Regions from separate parts of the Homo sapiens genome. Here region 2 is linked to region 1. The links are chromatin loops, found by intact Hi-C in ENCODE. Cell type or tissue: Caco-2. All regions are shown on one strand. Links, peaks and the distances in the headings refer to the core of each region. The heading gives the core; the rest is flanking DNA. Region 1 overlaps NAALADL2 (N-acetylated alpha-linked acidic dipeptidase like 2). Region 2 has its middle 320 kb from the start of NAALADL2.

The links. A loop is a pair of places that touch in the nucleus more often than their neighbours do. Peaks named below come from ENCODE experiments on the same cell type or tissue, not always from the same donor. Only the 100,000 strongest peaks of a DNase experiment are listed, where the experiment ranks them.
Region 2: it touches region 1 in a loop (2.6-fold over the local background); 2 of 110 quality-filtered maps call a loop at or near these places.

Annotation. Positions count from the first base shown.
Region 1 is chr3:174,951,164-174,961,633 of GRCh38, reverse strand. The region is part of intron 1 of NAALADL2 (N-acetylated alpha-linked acidic dipeptidase like 2); the gene reads right to left. Among named protein-coding and RNA genes, the nearest start is that of NAALADL2, 97 kb to the right of the region's middle. In Caco-2, for the core only: no CTCF peak of the experiment used is centred there; a DNase peak (open chromatin) is centred at 5,853.
Region 2 is chr3:174,530,401-174,540,870 of GRCh38, reverse strand. It overlaps a transcript of NAALADL2 not described here. Among named protein-coding and RNA genes, the nearest start is that of NAALADL2, 320 kb to the left of the region's middle. RefSeq lists enhancers at 1-426, 1,772-2,719. In Caco-2, for the core only: no CTCF peak of the experiment used is centred there; no DNase peak of the experiment used is centred there.

The sequences.
Region 1 (10,470 bases), core at 1,677-9,676:
TATTTAATCTCTTTTCCCCTCAGTTTCCTATCTTGAAGATAAGGTACTTGAATTAAAATAAAATCTACACTATCTCCTCTAGTTCAAATATCCAATGATTCAATCATTTTTTCCTTCCCCTGCCCGGTGTTTTATAAATTAATTTAAAGAAGAAAAATACACGTTCCCCATCTCACTCAAAACTTTGAATCAAATTATTAACTTACTATTTTCAGAACTCCCTTGAAATTCTTGCTTTTAAGATTTTTTTAGCAATATTATAAAGAATCAAGATTGTATTCTGAATTTTGTATAGATAAAGTATATATATCTTACATAGAAATCTAAGTTAAAATGATTTTCTCAACCAGGTGTGGGTGGTGGCTCACATCTGTAATCCCAGTGCGCTTTGGAAGGTCAAGGTGGGAGGATCACTTGAAGACAGAAGTTTGAGACCAGTCTGGGCAACATAGTGAGACCTTATCTCTACAAACAATGAGAAAATCATTGTATTATTATATATTTTATTAATATTATATATCATTATGTTATATATTATATTAATATTATTTAATGATATAATACATATGATATATTTAATATATATATATATTTTTAGAAACAAGGTCTTGTTCTGTAGCCCACTCTGGAGTGGAATGGCATGATCATAGCTGAATGCAGTTTCAACCTCCTGGGCTCAAGCAACCCTCCTGCTTCAGCCTCTTAAGTAGCTGGAACTATATGCAGGCACAGTGACACACAGCAAATTTTTTTGTGTTTGTATACTAAAATGCATACTTATGAAACTGAAACACATGGTAACCTAGAGCATTTGATTTTATTCTTTTAAAAGGCAAGTCCTTCTATCTAGATTAGTTGGAAGTACTTATAATACCCTGCACTGGTTTTCAGAAAATCCATTAAGTATTTTAGAAAAAGTAGCTTTTGGAATAAAATAGTGTTTTATTTCTCAATACCATCAAAGATTTTGTTTCCAAACTTCTGCCTATACACAGGCTATTATATTATCCCAAAAAAGCTATCGATATCTAGATGAAGGGGTAAAGCAGAGAACACATTCTATTGGCACATTTTCTTATAATTAGATAGTCCCAGATTATTAGTAGGGTAATAATTCTAGATAAACACTCAAATCTCAATTGCTTCTTATTCATAGTAAGTCCAAGATGAATGTTCTTGATTAAAGAGCAGCTTTTTCTCCAAATGGTGATTGACATTCCATCGCCAGAACTCAGTCATATGATCACACTTAATACCAGGAAAACTGGAAACTATATTCTAGAAAGTGTTTCCAGAAAAAGGACAGAGTTGTTTATCAACTATGATATTTTCTATACTAATTCTGACATACCCAATAATAGAGCTAAAAAGAACTTCAACAATCTTCTAAGCACCTAATTTTATAGATGAGGATGATGATGACTGGAATAGTTTAGCACCTTATTAAAGTCAACAATAAGGTTAATGTAGAATCTAGACTTTACCACTTATTGCCTGATAGTAAGGCCAGTTCATGCCATTTCTAATAGACCTTGTTAAAACAGCTTCTGCTACTCCAAAGCATTAACTACGGGGTCTGCAGCCAACTTTGCCCCCACAAGACTCCCATCATCATATCTGCAGACCTAAAGTCTATTGCCAGCTGGCCAGGAAACTCACTTAGAGTGAACAGGACCTTTAAGGGACAATTAACTTTAAGAATTCGATACTTTCATATAAGATAAGGACAAATCTTGTCAAAAGCAATGGATGTCAACTCATAAATAAAATAGCACAAGATACTGCTAACAAATCTAAGTGATTGCCTTGCGTATTAAAATGACATAATCTAACTAGAAGATGAGTGCTTAAGCCTGTATTCAGTTAAGTCACTTGGATAAAAGGCATTACTTTGGGCATGTGATAACCGAAATTTAGACTCTTCATTCTCAATGCTTATGCAACCTTACTTTGCCTAGAGATAAGAAATTACTATTTCCCATGCAATAGATACACTTCCAGAAAAACATGTTAATCTTTGCAATTTCTTTGCTTTTCCCAGATCATCATTTAATGAACACATTCACTGTGCATACTTTAGAATCTTTCCCAGGGACCTCACTGATTCCCCTATGTATTGTGCTCAGCAATCTTGTTAAATTTTGTGAACTCACCGCACTAGTGCCCCTCTGTGATATAACTCCTCAGAACAATCACCAATTGTATGTTTCCAGAGCCTGTGGGCAGCAGGCAGCACAATGGCACAAAGTATCTGTTTTGCCAACAAAATAATAATCTCCAAGATTAGGGTCTATTTTTACTTGATTTTAAGGTATGAACAATTCCTATTTTCAGGTTGCCTATACTCTGACATAGCCCCGTGAATAGTTATCCAACAGTTTACCAGTAACATCATGTCAGCTGAGTCCCTAAGAGTGCCAAACAAACATATGCTACCGCAAAAGCAGTTGAAAATTGGCCTGGTTTTTACAAACTAAAACTTGCAGCATTCTAATGTCTCTAAGTACACTACCATAAAACAATGTTTAAGGAACTGTTGTCACAGTTACTCTCAAAGCAGATGTCCACCAAATTCATTTCACAATTTCCTGAATTAGACTTCTCCAGCATCAAAACACCAATAGAAAACTGTTGCGTTAAACTTCAAGAGAACATGCCAACACTTCGGAAATAATTACTTTTTGAATGATAGTTATTACATAAACAATTGATTGCACTGCTAAGTGCTTATAAATGCCTCATAAAACAAACCTAATATAAGCAATCATATTATCTACAAGCAACAACAGATATAATTAAATTTCTTATGACTGTACAAGACAGTCTTTTCCAACTTCGCACTGATTGAATGTAAGCAGTCTAAATATAGAAAGAATTCATCAAGAATTAAAATTTATCACAAATTCAACAAATGTATTAACCTATTTGTAATGTAAGAAGAAAAAATGAAACCAATGTTATGCAAATGTGGCAGTTTTGCTATTTCAACTACATAACTCTCCTTGTGCTGGCACTTGTTTCACGTAGAAGATTCACAAAGAAAAACTAAAACAGAGATTTGAACTGCACGTGTAATCAGTTATTGAATCACTCCACTTAAAATTCAATTTCAATAACTATTGGAGTAATAGAGTATAAACCCTTGGGGATGGATAAAAGTGGTGATGTAACAAACACTGGACTCTCTGGGGAAACAGATGTTATCTTATTATCTGTGCTTCCCATTCCTGACACTTTGGACCACCTACCTGATCTTTTTTCCACTTGGAGACAAAGCCACTCTTTCAATATCTTCATTTACTTATTCAATAAATAGCTATTGGGCATCTAATATAGTCTAAGCATGCTATTACATTTTAGGAATACAAATAGAAATATGGTAAGTTCCCTGCCATATTATATATATAATTGATTATTTATATATATAAATTGATTAGGCAAAGATAGACTTGTAAATAAGTAATTATAATAAAGGAATAAAGAAACTGAAAAAAAAAAAGTCTGGATATTGTTCAATGCTTAAACAGAAAGCAAGCTGTCAGTTCCTTCCGGAGGGGAGGATGGACTATGTTATGGTGAAAGGTTACATGGAAGAGGCGATGCATAGGATGAGTATGTGTTTTTTATCTGTCAGAGAAAGAAAAGATGTCCCAGAGAAAGGAAACTACATTAACAAACTACATTGGCAATGGGGAAAAATGAGTTTGCCAAGGATGATGCAGAGTTTGCAAGTTGAGGCAGGAATTAATTAGACAAAAATGGAATCCTGGTCTTCCTGTTTAGCTCATCCTTCCCCTCTGATCTAATTTAGACACACTGAGCCTCAAAGCTTCTTTATTCAATTCATTGAACTATCTTATTCTCTTGAAAACAGCCAGTAGAATGAACTATGAATCTGTCATCTCTGAGAGTTAATATGCTATTCATTTAAAGATTCTATTCCAAGCCTAAAAATAAATCAAAGAGGCAAATATTACACTGGTCAATGGAATGTTTCTTGGAATGAAATCAACAACTACAAAAAAAAAAAAATTCTCCTACCACAGTTTAAAACTTTTTCTATTGGGTCTTCCTTCTCAGCCTCTAGAAGCTATCCGGGATATACCCCCACAGCTTAGGTTGCTTTGGAATTGTATAACCAGCTCTTTTTAAGTATTAATAACAAAAATACTACTCAAAATCCAATCTAATCAAAATCAAAACAGGTATCTCATATCTCACAAATGATAACAAGCTTGTCACCTTTCTGTAGTTCAGGCCTGGCCTAGGCTAACTAGCCTGCAGTGAGGAAGAGGGGCTTGATTTGTTGTTTTACTCCTATTCTCCTTTCTTCCTTCTGACTCATTGTGCTGTCTCCCCTTCTTGCAGTAGGGAGGTGAGAAAAAGAATGAGGAAAGGCAGATGCAGTTCTCTCCTGGCTATCAAGGAAGTCTCGGGATTGCTTTAGAGCCCTGTTAGTATGCCCAGATGCTTAGAATGAGGAAAAGATGCTTGTCGCCTTTTGTTATCAGTTCTGGGGCCTAAACTGACTCTATCAGGGAACAAAAAAAATAAGCATCCCTTGTAGCTTGTATGTACCATAACAGAACAGGGAGACCCACAGCAGAGTGACTGAAGCTACAGACAGAAGGAAAGTAAAAGCGGTGAGTACTGATAGAGAAAGCTACATCCCTGAAAAGGAGGAGAATGGCTTGTGTCAAGGAAAAAAAGGTTTAAGTTCTCTTTCATCATTTCCTTCAGTTATAGAGACTTTCTGCAAAATACTGTTCTGTTTCTCCTTTGTAATCCTCATTAGAAACTACTTCTGTTATGCACCTATGCCTGCTGACGCTCCTCTCATCCCACATTCTTGTTACAATCTCCAGTGCAAAAGGACCTCCACTCCATCATCTTGATCTAACTTCACTGTGTCTCCCCATTCCACCCTTCTCCAGAACTGGCAGGCCCAAAGAAGTGTTTTTAGATCCTCCAAGAGATAGAGTCAGCTAGTCCATTTATCTATGGATTATACATAAAGCCTAATGGCTAATATTAATTGAGTACTTATATGTGGCAGGCAATTTGTTATGTGATTTACAGGAGTTTTTAACTTTATCTCACTAAACCCTATATAATATATGTACTTTTATTTTTATTATTTTATAGGAGATAAAAGTGAGGCCCATAGGGGCTAAATAAATTGCCCATGTCCAACGATGAAAGAAGCAGAACCTAGAAAGTCTACAGGACTCTGCCTCTCATAGATAAATATTTGTTTCATCCAATGACAATATTCCTTTATCTTTTTTAGACATCATTCTGCCAAATAAAAACCAAATTGTCAACATCACCTATTATGCTTACTTTAGTGAGTCCATAAGAGACTACAAGATTACCATGACAAAATTACTTCTAATCGTGGAAAGAAAATGAGATCTGCAAATTTATCCTAGTTATTTCCTGGCTGTTGAGTGCTGTCTATCCAGTTGTGATCTTCTGCAACTGACTTCATGTGACTCCCTTTAAACTGCTAAGAGGTTTGAAGAAAGTGATCCCAGCAGGGTTTAGAAATTAACAACCTAGTGTTTTTGTTTTCCATATCATATTTTGTGAATATCATCACTGGGCAATAATCTCCAAGAAACTGATTGACTTAAGTGAAATTACAAAAGAGAGTATTTAAACCAATCCAATAAGATTGGCACCAACACCCGGAATAACTGGAACAAATCACAAGTTTTCAAAGTGTGGTTTCTTAAACAGTATCACTAGTGTCATCTGGGAAAACTTCTGAGCAATCCAAATTCAGGGGCCCCACCCCAGCGAGGCCTAATAAATCAGACACTCTGTTGGTAGAGCCTGATCATCTGTCTTTTAAAAAGTCCTGCAGGTGATTCTAATCTTCACTAAAGTTATAAAAACACTGTACAAAACAAATGAACTATTACCTATGGGGGCAATCTGCTGCAGAAGCCAGTAGCCTCAGGCTCTGATATCTCTATTTGTCTTTAGTTAACTTTAATACTATTTAATCCTTTGTCTACATACCACTCCCTCTAGCAAAGATATGTATGAGTCACCAGACAAGCATTGTTCTGCCAGTGTCTCTATTTGAGAGGTATCATCATTTGTGATAATCTTTAAGTAAATTCCTGATCCTTATTAGCTGATCATTAAGTAAATTCTTCTTAGATCCTAAAACCTTTCACTGCTTTCCAAAATTTAAGGAAAAACTTGAAGAGAATATCCAAACAGGTATTTGTTGTTTTAAAACACTGAGATGCCCTGAGGAACCCCAGAAAATCAGTCTGTGAAACTTCTCTGAACTTATTTTATTTTGCACTGAATGTGAAAGAAATTGTTTTTAAAATAACTATGGAAATTGGTAGAATCTCCTGATATGGTACACTTGCCAACTTTGAAAATGCGTCGTGAATTATATTTGTAGTTGTATTTCAAGAAAAGTTTATGTATAAGTAGAAGACGATGCCGTAACTGATGGCCTGTGGAGGCCGTAATTTTTCATTGTACCATTTTCATTACTTGGATAGCCATTTCAATCTTTCTTGGAGTAAGAGAAAATGTTTTCAATTACGTTTCCTAAAGGTAATGAATTTTACTCTGAATTACATTTTAGATTCATGAAGCATTTTTATAAGGAGACTTTAAAAAATAATATATTGTTGTTAACGGATGTAGAAATTTCAGAAATCTACACTAACCACAATTAAAACTGCAAATTAAGTGAATTATCCAGAAGATGCATGCCCTAGCTCTTAAGTTAGAGAAGCTTTAATTACATGTATGAATGTTTTATGAACTTCTCTTACAAGGTCTTTTAGCCAGCATAGGTTCCCCTGACAGAAGAATAACAGCAAACCTCTCAGGTCATCGAATGTTCCCATTCCCATTTGACTAGGCTACTCTCCATGTTCACATTATTTAACATTCTCTATCGTGTTGTTGGATCTGCATTTTAATGGTCCTTAAATTCCATTCAGAAGATTGTTTACTGAGTATACCAAATTATATCCCATTGCACCAAAAGAACAAAAATACCAGCAAATATGTCTCACTGTAAACACATACAATATACTCTTTTATCTAACTTTGGCCAAAGTGTTAGCATCCAAATGGCTCTACCTCCTCAACTATTTTATTCTTTTTCATAGGATATCCTGAGGTTTATTTCCCTGTATTATCTAAATGTATCTAAGTCTCACTGTCAGTCTACAAAATTGAGTTTTGTCAATCACAGTATAATGCACCCTCAATGCAGTACAGTTTTCATTTAATAACTTAATTTTTATGCAAATTTAACCTTTAATGGAGCTACAAACAGTTGCATTCAAGTTACATCTGCATAACATTTCTCAGATGGTTTAAATGTAAAAGGGGTGGAATTTTTTTAGAAATTAAAATACCCCAAACATTTGATGCCAGGCTCAGTAAAATTCTCCAGTGAGCTTATTGATTTGTTTTGTCAGTATTCAAGTTGCCTGATTAGGGCAGTGGGCTTGATCCCCTTCAGTGGATGTGCCAGAAGGAATATTGCAAATAGGGCCATCACTAATGGGGTCAAATCCCCAGGTAGAACATGCCAAAGTCGTATCTAAATAGACTCCAAGGAACGGTGGCATTAAAATGTACCTGGAAGTTTTTCTGTTAAACACATTATATTAGAGAGTAAAAGGCTTACTTATTTAGCTTCAAGTGCCTTAACTTCCCTGAAATCTAGCCACTGAGGACAGAGAACGGAGTGTATGTCATGTGTGTTTCTGTATGTGTTTGGTTTTAGATGAGAAAAAAAAACAATTAAAAAGTGATTAATTCCATGAGAAACAATAGAAATATGGAGTAGTCACGCACCTCCTTTCTTGCTGTTCTGGGAGTCATGTGGTAACCTGCTCCGGGGAAAAGCTTGCAACAGAGTGTGGCACACAGTAGGCACTTGATAAATGTTTCCTGAATTATATGAATGTCTAGTCAGCCACAGCCCAAGGGAATAGACACCGTGCATCAACTATCTGTGTATATATTCATGGCTGCATCCTCCCACTCTACCTACCCAGCCAAATTTATTGTTATTGTTTCATATTATACAAAGGAGGCAACAATGACTTCCATCAAAATATCTGTAAGGGGACACCATGAAAACACATCTTAAATATCCACCTCCTGAGATTTATTTGAACTCCATAAGAGCAGGGATTTTGTTTTGTTTACTGGTGTAGTCTAGTGCCTAGGACTATGCCTGACACGTAGTAGGTATTTAATAATGATTTACTGGAAGGAAGGGGAAAGAGGAGGGGAGGGGAGGGGAGGGGAGGGGAGGGGAGGGGAGGGGAGGGGAGGGGAGGCAAGAAAGATTGGGTCCTAAGTAACCTGGTTTTTGCTTCCTGAATAAAATGGTTTTAACCAGGAGCCCATGTAGCAAAGCAGTTGAGGTTATAAGTTCTGAAACAAGACCTCATTTTAAACTTGCCTTTTATGCTTATTAATCATATGACTTGGGCACATTTCTAGACCTTCCTGTGTCTCAATTTCTTCTTCTGTAAACCTGGGATTCTTATAATAATAGTAACTTCCCACAGGGTTGTTGTAAGGATTAAATGTGAAAATATATTTAGCAGCCCTCAAAGAATATTGCCTCCTACCATTATCCCATCACTAATTTCCCCTAAGGAGATAGCTCATTTCTAATATGATGTATAATCTACCATCCTCACTGGGACACTACTGAGAGTGAAAGAGGAGGGCACTAAAATGATCAAAAATATTCATTTGACCTACAAGTGTAAATGCAGGGACAGTACCCAGCAATCAGTGACATATGGTTGCCCTACTCATCATCCAAACCTAATGTCATGCAGGCTTCCTTATACCCAGATATAAATCCATCTTTAGTACAGACTGTTATCACTTTTAAAAGCAACACCATAGACTCCAATTTAGTACATTAATTTCCATGGGTTACAAACACAACCACGTCAGCAACCTCCTTACGTGTCTTCCCATTACCATGTTTCAGTCCAATATTCCCCTCTATTATCTGTGCCTGTCTGCCTTCCTCAATAGACTGAGGTCATGGTCCATTTTCTAGTAGTGTGTGGCTCAGAGTAAAAGCAATCACAATAGATGTGCCTACTGAACTCAATATTTAGGACCAAACACCCCTGGCTTTCTTCTTTATTCAATTATCTCTGAGGTTATAGGAAAATTGCTATCACAGGCAAATCCTGTCTAAAGTGGGGAAAATAAGCAATTGATTTGAGCTGCAGTCTGAGAATTATATAATTAGGCCAGAATGCTTAATGTTAAAAGAGTCACGAAGGGGAACAGAGATTCATCTGTGAGACAAATATGTATTGGATATTTACTAAGTGCTGAGTGCTGAAGATTAAAATATAAGACAACCTACTTTAAGTGTCATAGAGAAAATTAGTGCAATGTAATATGATAAGAACTATGTTAGAAAGATGAACAGATTACCATAGTGGTATCACAAATTAGGATCTGACGGGTCTGGAGATTTAGTTGTACCAAAGATGTAGTATGTAGCAAATAAAATTTTACAGAACAAGTGTTTGATCTTTGGCCTTGGAAATGAATAAGAGTTTGCCTAATGAATTAGACAGGGGAAGGCAACAGAGATAAGAGAAAAAGCATGTTCAGAGGCATAGAGTAACACAAAATTATCTTAGGTTTAGAAAACTGAAGAGCTTGGTATGCTTGGAATAAAGGGTTTGATATAGGGGAATAATAACAGACCAAGGCTATAAATCAATGTTGAATAATACAGGACATCACTAGTGGTTTTAAGGAAAGAGAAATTATGGCAGTAAGAACAGAGTGGGGGTAATAATAGAAAAATAACATTTAACCAGCAAGTATTTGTAAAATATTTTGAAGTATTTTGCTAGACATATTGCAGGAAGGATGATGCAACACAAAGTTATATTGATTACAACATTTAAAGTTGAAGGCGTCTATCGACAAGTAAAAAGAATATAAAAGCACTTAGGCACAACTTTTGTTTTATTACCTGAACTCTTTATATTAACTTTACCTAAACATATATTGCCTCACCATCTACTATCAATTAAAATTAAAAAGATTTAGAGAAAGAAGGGAAGGAGAACACAGATTAGGATCAGCATAAAATACCCTTTCAAGCATAACCTCTCTATACTTTGGAGATAATAAATTCACTCCGCCTATTTTCTCTTTTTTTGATCATTTTAGTTGAGTCGTATCTGTCAGCATATTTGTTCATAATGTGAGCTTGCAGGTTCTTTCTTACCATATCATTTAGAAGGCTGTCCCTAGTTTGCTGTTCTAATGGAAAAAGCTAACGATTTATTCTTGCCTCCTGAGAATTACATTCACGTCTCAACTTAACATGACTCATGAAGGTATTTTTGCTACATTTACATCCCAACTTAACATGACTCATGAAGGTATTATTCCAAATATGAAGTATGGAATACT
Region 2 (10,470 bases), core at 1,388-9,387, 420 kb after region 1:
TACCTATCATTAGGAAAACTCACATGTAAAGTTCTTAGTCTCCAAGGCAACAGGTTGTCAAGAGTCACATTGTATCATTGGGAAAATGCTTTGTCCTAATGCAAATCAACTGCTTTTGTCCCAGTCCCTGGAAATCTGCATAGCTTTATTAAAGGAAAACAGAAGTCAAATAGGGCATGTTAGCATGAAGTGAGGTAAATTTATGCCCCATTGTAGAGACAATAAAAAACTATTAAAGTTCTTCTTGTCAACAAGCCAGCTTCTAATGTAGTGTGTAAAATTCGTAAGAAGTCTTCCGGCTAGTAGTATAGTTGACTGTTATAGCCTTCATAGCACAGTTTTGTTTTATCCCACTTGCTTTGAAAGTTTTTTAACAATTACCTTTAGTAACTTAAAGAGAAAACTTGGCACAGAGAATTTGTTAAAATGTACATTAAGGCTGCCTGCCAAAGTAATATTATAGAACAGGTGCTGTCAGAATGAGGAGGTGGAAGCAAAAGAAGGAAACCAACAGAGAGAATAAGCACAGGAAATGACCCCAAAACAAGGGAGTCTCTGCTGCATACAGTTACCACCACCTGGCCCAGCAAGAAGCTAGCCAGAAGCCAGCCCTTCACTGACGCCTAGCTCACAGATGTTTACACATCCTACTGGCAGACCTGGCCTCATCTGCTTTTTTTCCCCCTCTTACTAGAATAAATTCTATTTTGTGAACTTTTGGTTCAACACTTCCCAGTTCTATTACTTGCTTCTGCCACTTTTGTACTCCTCCATTAGTCTTTTTAATATTTGACCATTCTTACCCTGTATTTTAACTGATAGCAAGATAGATAAATGCCCATTGTTTCAAAACATCAGGCAGCTTTTTTTTTTTTTTTTTTTTTTTTTTTTTTCCAGAACTTCCTAATTCTCTCTTGGCAAAATGTTACAATTACCCTGTGGACAACAGGGCAATCATCAGTAACTCTGAGGTTGACAGATGCTCTATGTCTCTTGGCATCTTTGTTCATGTTTTCTTTATTGCTTGAATATTCTATATAGCTAGGTTTTTAATTTTTAAAGAAATTTTCATTTTGGAAAACAATGCTTTAAGTGACCTACCAAAATTATTGGATTTATTGAAACTATTAGTTTGTGATCCTTAGACCAATTTAAAAAAATGAGAGCTGATATACTATTCTGTGCCTTGGATGAGTATTGACGGTCCTTTCAGAATTTGATGTGGCCACAACAAAAATAAATTCGCAGAAATGTTCTACTGCTTTCAAGGACAAATCTGTCAGTAAGGTGACCATAAGATAGCACATTTTAAAGAAATAACGCCAGAAAGGCAGGTCATAAGTAAGTCTCTAGAATGAAGAACTTAACAAAGGCAAGAAAGACAGAATCCACACTGGGTTAAACTAAACCAAAAGTGTCCACACTATAAAATGATATATACTATTAAAATAAATAATTTTGTGATTTGTGAATTATAGTACCATAATTTTTAAAGGCTCCTCATTGAACAATTTATTATAAAACAAATCAAATTTATCTCCTTGGTACATTATCTTCTAATATATGATTAATTTAATGATAGCTATCATTTCATCTCTGTGTGTGTAAAAGAAAGCTTTTGTAATGTATTTGAGTATATATTTTCTAGAGTTAAATAAATATTGGACATACTGGTTATTGCTTTTGCTGAAAATTATTGTCTTTACTTAGTCTTAGTTTTATTCAATTCTTTAGTTTGTTTACATAGATTTTACTGACACATATTATTAGATTGTTTATTTGAAAAATTGCATTTTATGTTGATTTTCTTTGATGAAGACTGCAAACAAAAAGGTATCTAAGACAGATCTCAATAAATTTAGAAGTTTGTTTTGCCAAGGTTAAGGACATGGCTGTGACACAACCTCAAAAGGTCATGAGCCCAACGTAGTCAGGCTCCAGCTTGGTTTCATACATTTTAGGGAGACATAAGGCATCAATCAATGTATCTAAGATGTACATTGGTGCAGTCCATAAAGGCAGGACAACTCAAAATGGGCCCTTCCATGTCAAAGATGGATTCAAAGATTTCCTGATTGGTAATTGGTTGAAAGAGTTTATCCAAAGACCTGGAATCAATAGAAGGGAAGGTCTGGATTAAGATAAGGGGTTATAGAGACCAAGGTTTTTATTATGCAGATGAAGCCTCCAGGTAGCAGGCTTCAGAGAGAATAGATTGTAAATGCTTCTTATCCAACTTAAAAAAATGCCAGAATCTTAGTTAATTCTCTCCTCGTTCAGGAAAGACACCTAGAAAGGGAAGGTCTTTTTTCCTTTCCCCTTCTGTCCCATTAGGGACAGCTTTGCAGAGTCATTTCAAAATATGTCAAGTAAATTTATTTTGGGTAAAATACTTCAATTTCTTTTAGGACCAGCTGTCATGTTGGTATCTTATTGCTACAAAGAGTCTGCATTGTCAGTCTCGAGTTCTCTGCTTGAATGTTAAATGCTGGCCAGCTGTGCCTAAATTCCAAAACCTGGATAATATAATGAGGCAGGTCCAACCTCCACTTCCCATCCTGGCTGGAACTAATTTTTACGGTTAACTTAGGAATGCCGTGGGCCAACAGGAGGGGCCCATTCAATTGGCTGGGGACTTAGAATTTTATTTTTGGTTTACAAGACTCTCATTGTGAATCTAAAAGTAAAAAGGAGATGTGGAAAGGAATTTTGCCATTTGTGACAACTGATCAGTGATAAAAAGAGTATATAGTTATAAATAGTCAACCTCTGAGGGAGCCTCTGCTGGGGCAACCTATCAATTTTCTAGATGTCTACATTTAACTGTATCATTCCACACTATAAATACTAAGAGCCTCTGTGTAAAGTACTGCAATAGATCCTGGGGAATCAAGGAAATTAGACCAGGTTCTTGCTCACAAAGCTCTTATATTCTAGGAAATATATTCCATTTATATAGCTGTGAAAGAGGAAGAATAGGCTGCTTTCCTAGTTATTAAACATGGTCAGATGGCTCTGTGAGAATATCACCAGCCTGACTTTGTACAATATTATATGAATCTTTCCAGTTTAACTGCCACTGTACATGATTATATCTGAATTCTTAAATATGGCTTATGAGGACATTCACAATCTGTCCCTTTCTGCAAAATTTAATTATTCTTCCACATTCTACTGCCATATCACTCCCTGAGTAGCCATACCTAGCCTGGCTTAGGTGCCCACATCATTTCTCGTACTGTATTCCATGCTGTCGCTATTGTTCCACTTATCACACTATGTTGTACTTGTATGTTTTCCTGACTCTCACTAGACTTTAAACTCCTCAAGAGTAGGTACATATTCTTCGCAATCATGTCTTCAATGTAAACTACCTGGCACTTAATAGTGCTCAATAAATATTTGTTGAATGAATGAACTGCTTAAAACGCTATTTCAAAGAGAAATAGAATATTGTTAATTGGTCCATTCCATGATCTTTCAAGTCAACGGTAGCAAGCTAAATAATCACAAATGATAGCATGATCTATAATTAATTATACTGATTAAAATCTCTTACAGTATAATTATATGAAGATTTGCTTCCCTTTAATTTAATATCCATAATAAAAAACAATTGCTAGCAATTTCTAATTAGTTGTCTTTTTTCCAAATCCATATTAATTTAGGATTCAAACACCCTTGTGATACATTTCTACAATACATAGAATTGCTTAGCAAAGCATATGGCTCAGTGTAAGTCTTCAATAACATTAGTATGATGGCAGTAGTGTTGGTGGACTGGTTTATAGTGATGGCAACAATGAATGTGTATCATTGATATTACATATAAATCATATGACTTATTTATTCAAGATAAATTTAGACACTTGTTCAGTTCTTTCAAAATACAGGAAGAACTTTGCCATGTCTTATTTACAAGTAATATTGTTATTTGCATTATTGTTAAATTAAGCATAATAACAAACCATTGTATTGGGGAAGAGAATGTGAAATATTATTATAAAATTTTACAATGTTTTGTAATGGAAACAATTCCCCCAGGTGACAAAATATGTATGTAAACAATTGACATCTGGATGCTATTTTACAAAAACAGCAGTTACAGAGAGAAAGGGTTTTCATTTTCTCTAACACTTCAAACAGCTTTACAAATATTTATAAAAGGTCACCAATAGAGGGCTTACCTAGGGTTGAATAAAAGACGCCCTAAGACATCAAAAGCTATTTTGAACGTCCAGCTGGGAGATCTAAAACAGAGAGTAGCAAAGACAGTTTGTGACAAAGCTGACACACAGTATTCTAAAAGGAGTGAAATCAATTGTGACTTTTTTCATTTATTTGTAAATGCCTCTTTGGCAGTACACTCACTCAAAACGACAGTTGCTTCTTACAGAATAGGGGAGGTGATGGCAAAATAGAGGAATCTTGACAGTTGCTTTAATGAGATTCTGCATTAGGGCTATTCTAACACTTTCACCCAACAAGAAGGTTGCCCTTCATTTTCAATATCGTATCTCAGTAATTTGGAAAATGTTATCTCTATGAAAAACTAAACTAGCCAGTCCTGAATAGCCATGGCCCAGTTTATTTTCCCCTTATCTTTCAATCAGTAGAAAACATTCTAAATCAAGTATCTAAATAAATGTCAGCTGTTCAGACCAATTATCTGTTCTCAATAAGAATGCTGTTTTTATTAAAAACAGTAATATGGAGTGTCAGAACAACTCAAGACATACATACTAGAAACTCAGTATTTGCTTGAAACTATCTGGGAGTATACTTTAAGCTGCATTTTAAAAATGTTTTTATTTTTATATTTGATGTTCCTAAGGAATAGCAAATTGTTGGCAAGGTAAAATTTCATTAGTCTTTGTAATATGAGCAACTACAAACTATCACAATCTAAATATTGAATTCATTTTTTCATTCAATCGTTCTTTGATCAGATGTTAAGTGTTTGGTGCAACTGCAAATCAACTGCTGTAAACCTACTTCTTAAAGAAAGAAAAAAAAAGTAAATTATAATGTAGAGGGAAAATGCAATCCAATCCAGAGCCTAGCCCAGCACCTATCAGCTATAAGTCAACCAATAGGTATTTGTTGAACTGATAAACTCAACAAATTATATATGGCAATGTAACCCACAGCATTATGGGCATATACAGATCCCAGAGAAATGAACTAATAAGAGACACTGGAGGAATAATGAACTCTCTGGGTTCCAATTTCCTTATCTGTAAAGTAATATTTACTTTATAAGAGTGTCATGAGGATAAAATAAAAGTTGGGGCAGGAATAAATCACCTAGTACGGCTCCCGGTTCATAGCAAATTGTCAATAAATAGTAGCTATTATAAAGCTTTGCTTTAGCCAAAACAAATGATATTTCTCAAATACAATAACAAAATTACTAACAACAGTAGAATGAGGGAACCCTGTCTGTTAGGATAATACTATTAGCTTTGGTTCTGTCTCTTCCACTAAGAGCCACTTTGCAAATCAGTTTTTCTCACAAAAATGGGACTAATACTGTATTCCTATATTTACATAAAACTAGAACTCAGGTTGACCATAAAAGTCATCTGGGTACTTTAAGTACCCTACTGTCATACATTGTTGTAATAAGTACCATGAATATGGCAGTGAGCACCATTTCAGTCTGGCAAATTAACTGTGGTCTAAGATCTTGTGTTGGAAATTCTGCCCTGCTAGTCAATGGTTAATTTTCAGGTAATGTTCAGTAGAGCTCATAAACAAAACTGCTTGAGAAGCTAAATGTGTGCAGATTGATGAAGGTTTTTGTCTCTTTATTCTATTTTTAATTTACCTAGAGCAGTAGCTCTCAAACTTACATATTAAAATTACCAGAAGGATGTGTTTATTGCCAATAGCTATAGTGTAACTCCAGACCAGTTAAATCAATATATTTTTTAACATTCCTCAGATGATTCTAATGTGCAGCTAAGATTGAGAACCACTGGCCTAAAGTCTGATACAATTTTTCTCCAAAAAACACTGTCGGCTTCCCAAACAAATCACTTTTTTTCTCTTCTTTACAAGACCGATTCACCTTCCATGTCTTTTTTCTTTCCAAGCAACTCTGGAGAGGGTGACTGTATGCACAGGTTTAAGACGATCCTGATTAGACTCAAACATAATGGCGCCATTACTTTTGCCAGGGATTGATTTAGGGGTATATATGTTAGCCATAGCTAGCCAGTCAGATGGTAGGAAAGGTGTTCTTGGGGCTTCTAAGTTTTCCACCCTTCTGAAAAAATCCTTTGTTTCCTGTTGTTGTATACAGATGTGATGGCTAGGACTGCTCTGGACATCTTGGGAGCAGGGAGGAAGTTAGTCTAAGGCCAAAGCCAACATCGTGAGGATGGCAGAGAAGAATGATAGAAACAGAATCTGTGATAATGTCATTCAGCTGCTCAAATAATTTGCCCAATATCTGGAATTATGTAAAATAAATTCAGGTAACATCAAAGCATTTTGAATTTAAATAGCATTCCAAACAAATGAAAAAATGGACTAGATCCCAAGACTAACTTTAGGTTAAACATTTTTTTTGTTTATATTGTGAAATATTTATGAATTAAACCATCTGGTAAAAATGTGTTACTTTTCCTTAGATATTAAACAATGTCCTAGTTTTATTTAAATGGTTTCATAGCACATTTTACTAAGAAATATTGTGTAGTATGTACACAGACATAAGAAATGTAATAGTAGATTCTGCCCTTTAAATACTTTTTTGTAAGTACTAATTTGTTCCAATTTTTATATACACATAATGTGCAATATTAAAATATATTTTCTACCTCCCACATATATAAATATGTGCATTTGCTTTTTAAAAAATTATTGTCATGTTTATAAAGTAGAGAAAAATGAGTTTTTTAATATCCAACCACAACAATTGCATGACTTCCTAATAATCTTGTTTTTAATTGATTCTATAGATAGCTTGCATTTCTTGCCAGTTGTATGTCTTATTCTCAAATGTCAAGACTACAGTTTTGTTTCTGAAATGTCCTCTCTTTTCTTTAAGCAATACTTTCCTGGACCAGGAAATAATGAGGATACTTTGGAATGATGCTTTATTGTCAACTACACAGTTGGAATGAGATTAATCAGAATTTTGCTGTAAGATCTATTATGGAGCTTTAAGTGACATACACTGTAATCGCTATGCTCCAATTAGACACTTTAAATCTGTGGGTTTTTTTTTTTTTTTCCAACTAATTTCCTTTGTGTTGCTTCTTCCTCTCTCCACCTCCTCTGTGGTTCCTGTATTGTTTATTTAACAATAAGAATAATTTCAGAAATATTCACCAGCATTTTTGTGGAGAAGAAGACTAGACTACCCTTGCTGGATGGGATTTGTTAGGTGAGTCAGAGAGCAACATGTATTAGGAGCTGTAGCTTTTGAGAGCCAATAGAGATTAACAGAGAAGAGAAAACAGGAGTTGAGGCTGATAAGAGGGCTCAATGGTATGATCTCTTTTCCTATGTTAGGAATAATGCTCAAAATTCCCAAGGAAATTGAACACTCGAACAAAGGATTCTTAGCAAACAATTTTACTTCTATGCAGAGGGGTGCCTCCTTGGCCAGTCGCCATGAGAGCACACCTGAACAAGGGGGCACGAGAGCCTTTATTCCTGACGCAAGTCCTGCCCCTGTACCCCTTCCCCATTGGCTGGGGTTGGGTCATACAACCTAAACTAATCCCGGTTGGCTAAACATTTGCTTTTTTTAGATAAGGTGGGCACGTAAAAGAAAGTGGAGAGGAAAGGGTAAGGGGTGTCTGTAATGAGCTAGAAAGTTAGTCCTCTTTCCAAATAAGGAAAGGAATGTGAGCTGGTACTGATTATACCTGGTACTGTGGCATGCCTGGCATCTAACAAAGGCAAAAAGGAGAAAAGGAGAAAAGGAGGGGGGTACTATGAATTAAAGAATAAAAGATTGATCAGGTTATTTAAAGAGAAACCTCATCATATCCCACAGCCATGACCCTCCAAATCCTCAATAAATATATAACTTAATGTGATAGATTTCCTGCAAAAGTCAACAGGGGATACAGTTTGGTGAAGTTGAGAAGTGAGTAGAAAGGCTGAAGCTAAGAACGTTCAGTAAAGAAAAGGATGCTGAAAAAAAGAAACGTGGAAATTCTTAGAGCACATTCCATCCAGAATAGATCAGGTAGTGAAACAGGGGCTCAACCGAATTTTCCTTCAGTGTAGCTTGGGAAACCAGTTATATTTTTTTCTCCCTCACTATTCTATAAGCACCCAAGAACAGTACTCTTTGAACAGTACTCTGAGTTCCATATAGGATTCAATGATTAAATTTGACTCCAGTAGGACAGTTCCTCCTAAAAGGGCCTTTGTCCCTCTTACTCCTAAATTTAGGCAATTTCCATACCCTCCCCCTTTCCTTCTCTACTCAAATATTTATAAGACTGACCTCTCAATAGTGATAAGAACTTGGCAGAGCTAGAAATCTCATGGCCTGAGTTTGGTTTGGCATCATCTCCTTATTTCGGGATCACTTACTGCTTTTATGTTATAGTAATGGATCTTCACACTCTAAAAAAATAGTTACAGGTGCTCATGTCTGTCTCAGTCCTCCTCACCCAAGGACAGGGATCTGACTTCATCTCTACATCCCTTCCCCTTCTCCTTCCCCCAGAAACTGAAAAGGACCTTCACAAAGTAGAGACTTAATAAATGTCTGATGCATTGAACACAATTATAAATGAAGTACCTATTTTTTGCTCTGTTTATATTTATACTAAAACTGTACTTGCAATGATTTCATCTACCTTTTGGAGCATCAAAGTACAATCACTGGGGTCAGATATTTTATTTCATTAGTCTAAATCAATACTGATTTAAATAAATCTAGGAATTTTTATGAGGACTTTAATATTTTGAAATGTATTTCTACAGACAAGTCCTTATTTCTTGTAAATCTCATTTTGTTCACAGAAATATGAGATGTCTTATGAACCACTGGTATTTCTATTGTAAATATTAAGGAATGTTGCATTACAATGCAGACAGGTAATCCGTAGGCCCAGCAGAGAAATAATGATTAACACACACTAGAGGGAGTATACATTTTAATAGACTCACTCATAAAATCCATGTTTCAAATGTTACAAAACAGAATCGAGTTTACCAAAAAGCAAATAAATCATCTTACTTTGGGGTTTCTTCTTTCATTTCTGATTTTTAAATAATAAACATCATTTCCCCAGAGCAGGTAAACTACACTTACCTGTAAATGAATGATAGAAAGTTCGAAAATCCTCACAAAAGATTGACTCTCAGTGAACTTTGCTCCTGATAAATTCTACCCACAATGTTTATTCAAATTTAGTTTTAAAAAGAGAAAGCAGACTTTGGAGAGATGGCCTTTACGTGGATTTTATTTGCTGATGATAATGATGATGCACAGTGCCTCTTCACAAGATTACATGAGTTAAAAGGTAATCCCACTATCACTCTTGCACCGATGAGTGCTCTACTTGAGTGCTGATCTCAATTTTTGACTCCAAGCTAAGACAGAACCAAAAGAATAAAAAAAAAAATGCAGAGCCATGGAAATAATGACTAAAAGGACTAAAAATGAGCAAATGTGAAAGAAAATGTGATAAAAGTTGATTAAAAATAAAAGAAATAGAAACATACACCATGCATAGAAACACGGGGCCAAATAAATGAAAATGTCAGTATCAATAACTAGGCTTTTTAATTACACTAAATTTGGGCTAACTAGATGATGTTCATTATAGCTTGTATATTTGTCCTAATGCTTTAAGACTGTATTTGTCTTCTTCAGAAGTCATATGAACTGTAGGTCAGTGTGCTTTACCTCAATAAATTGCTTCAACAAATTTGTTCATAGTTTCACAAAATAAACTGATCATACAAGAGATGAATTATTGTTCCTTTCAATATTTTAAGTCACACTTCCTACTTTCTGTGTGTGTAGGTTTTTCGTTTTGTTTTGAGATGGAGTCTCCTTTGTCACCCAGTGATATAGTTTGGCTGTGTCCCCACCCATATCTCAACTTGAATTCCCACGTGTTGTGGGAGGGACCCGGTGGGGGGTAAGTATTCACCCATTCAGTGGGTGAATAAGTCTCATGAGATCTGATGGTTTTAAAATTGGGAGTTTCCCTACACAAGCTCTCTTCTCTTATCTGCTGCCATATGAGACATGCCTTTCACCTTCTGCTGTGATTGTGAGGCCTCCCCAGCCAGGTGGAACTGTAAGTCCAATAAACCTCTTTCTTTTGTAAATTGCCCAGTCTCGAGTATGTCTTTATCAGCAGCATGAAAACGGACTAACACAGTAAATTCGTACTAGCAGAGTGGGGTGCTGCTGAAAAGATATCCGAAAATGTGGAAGCGGTTGGAACAGTTTGCAGGGTTCAGAAGAAGATAGGAAAATTT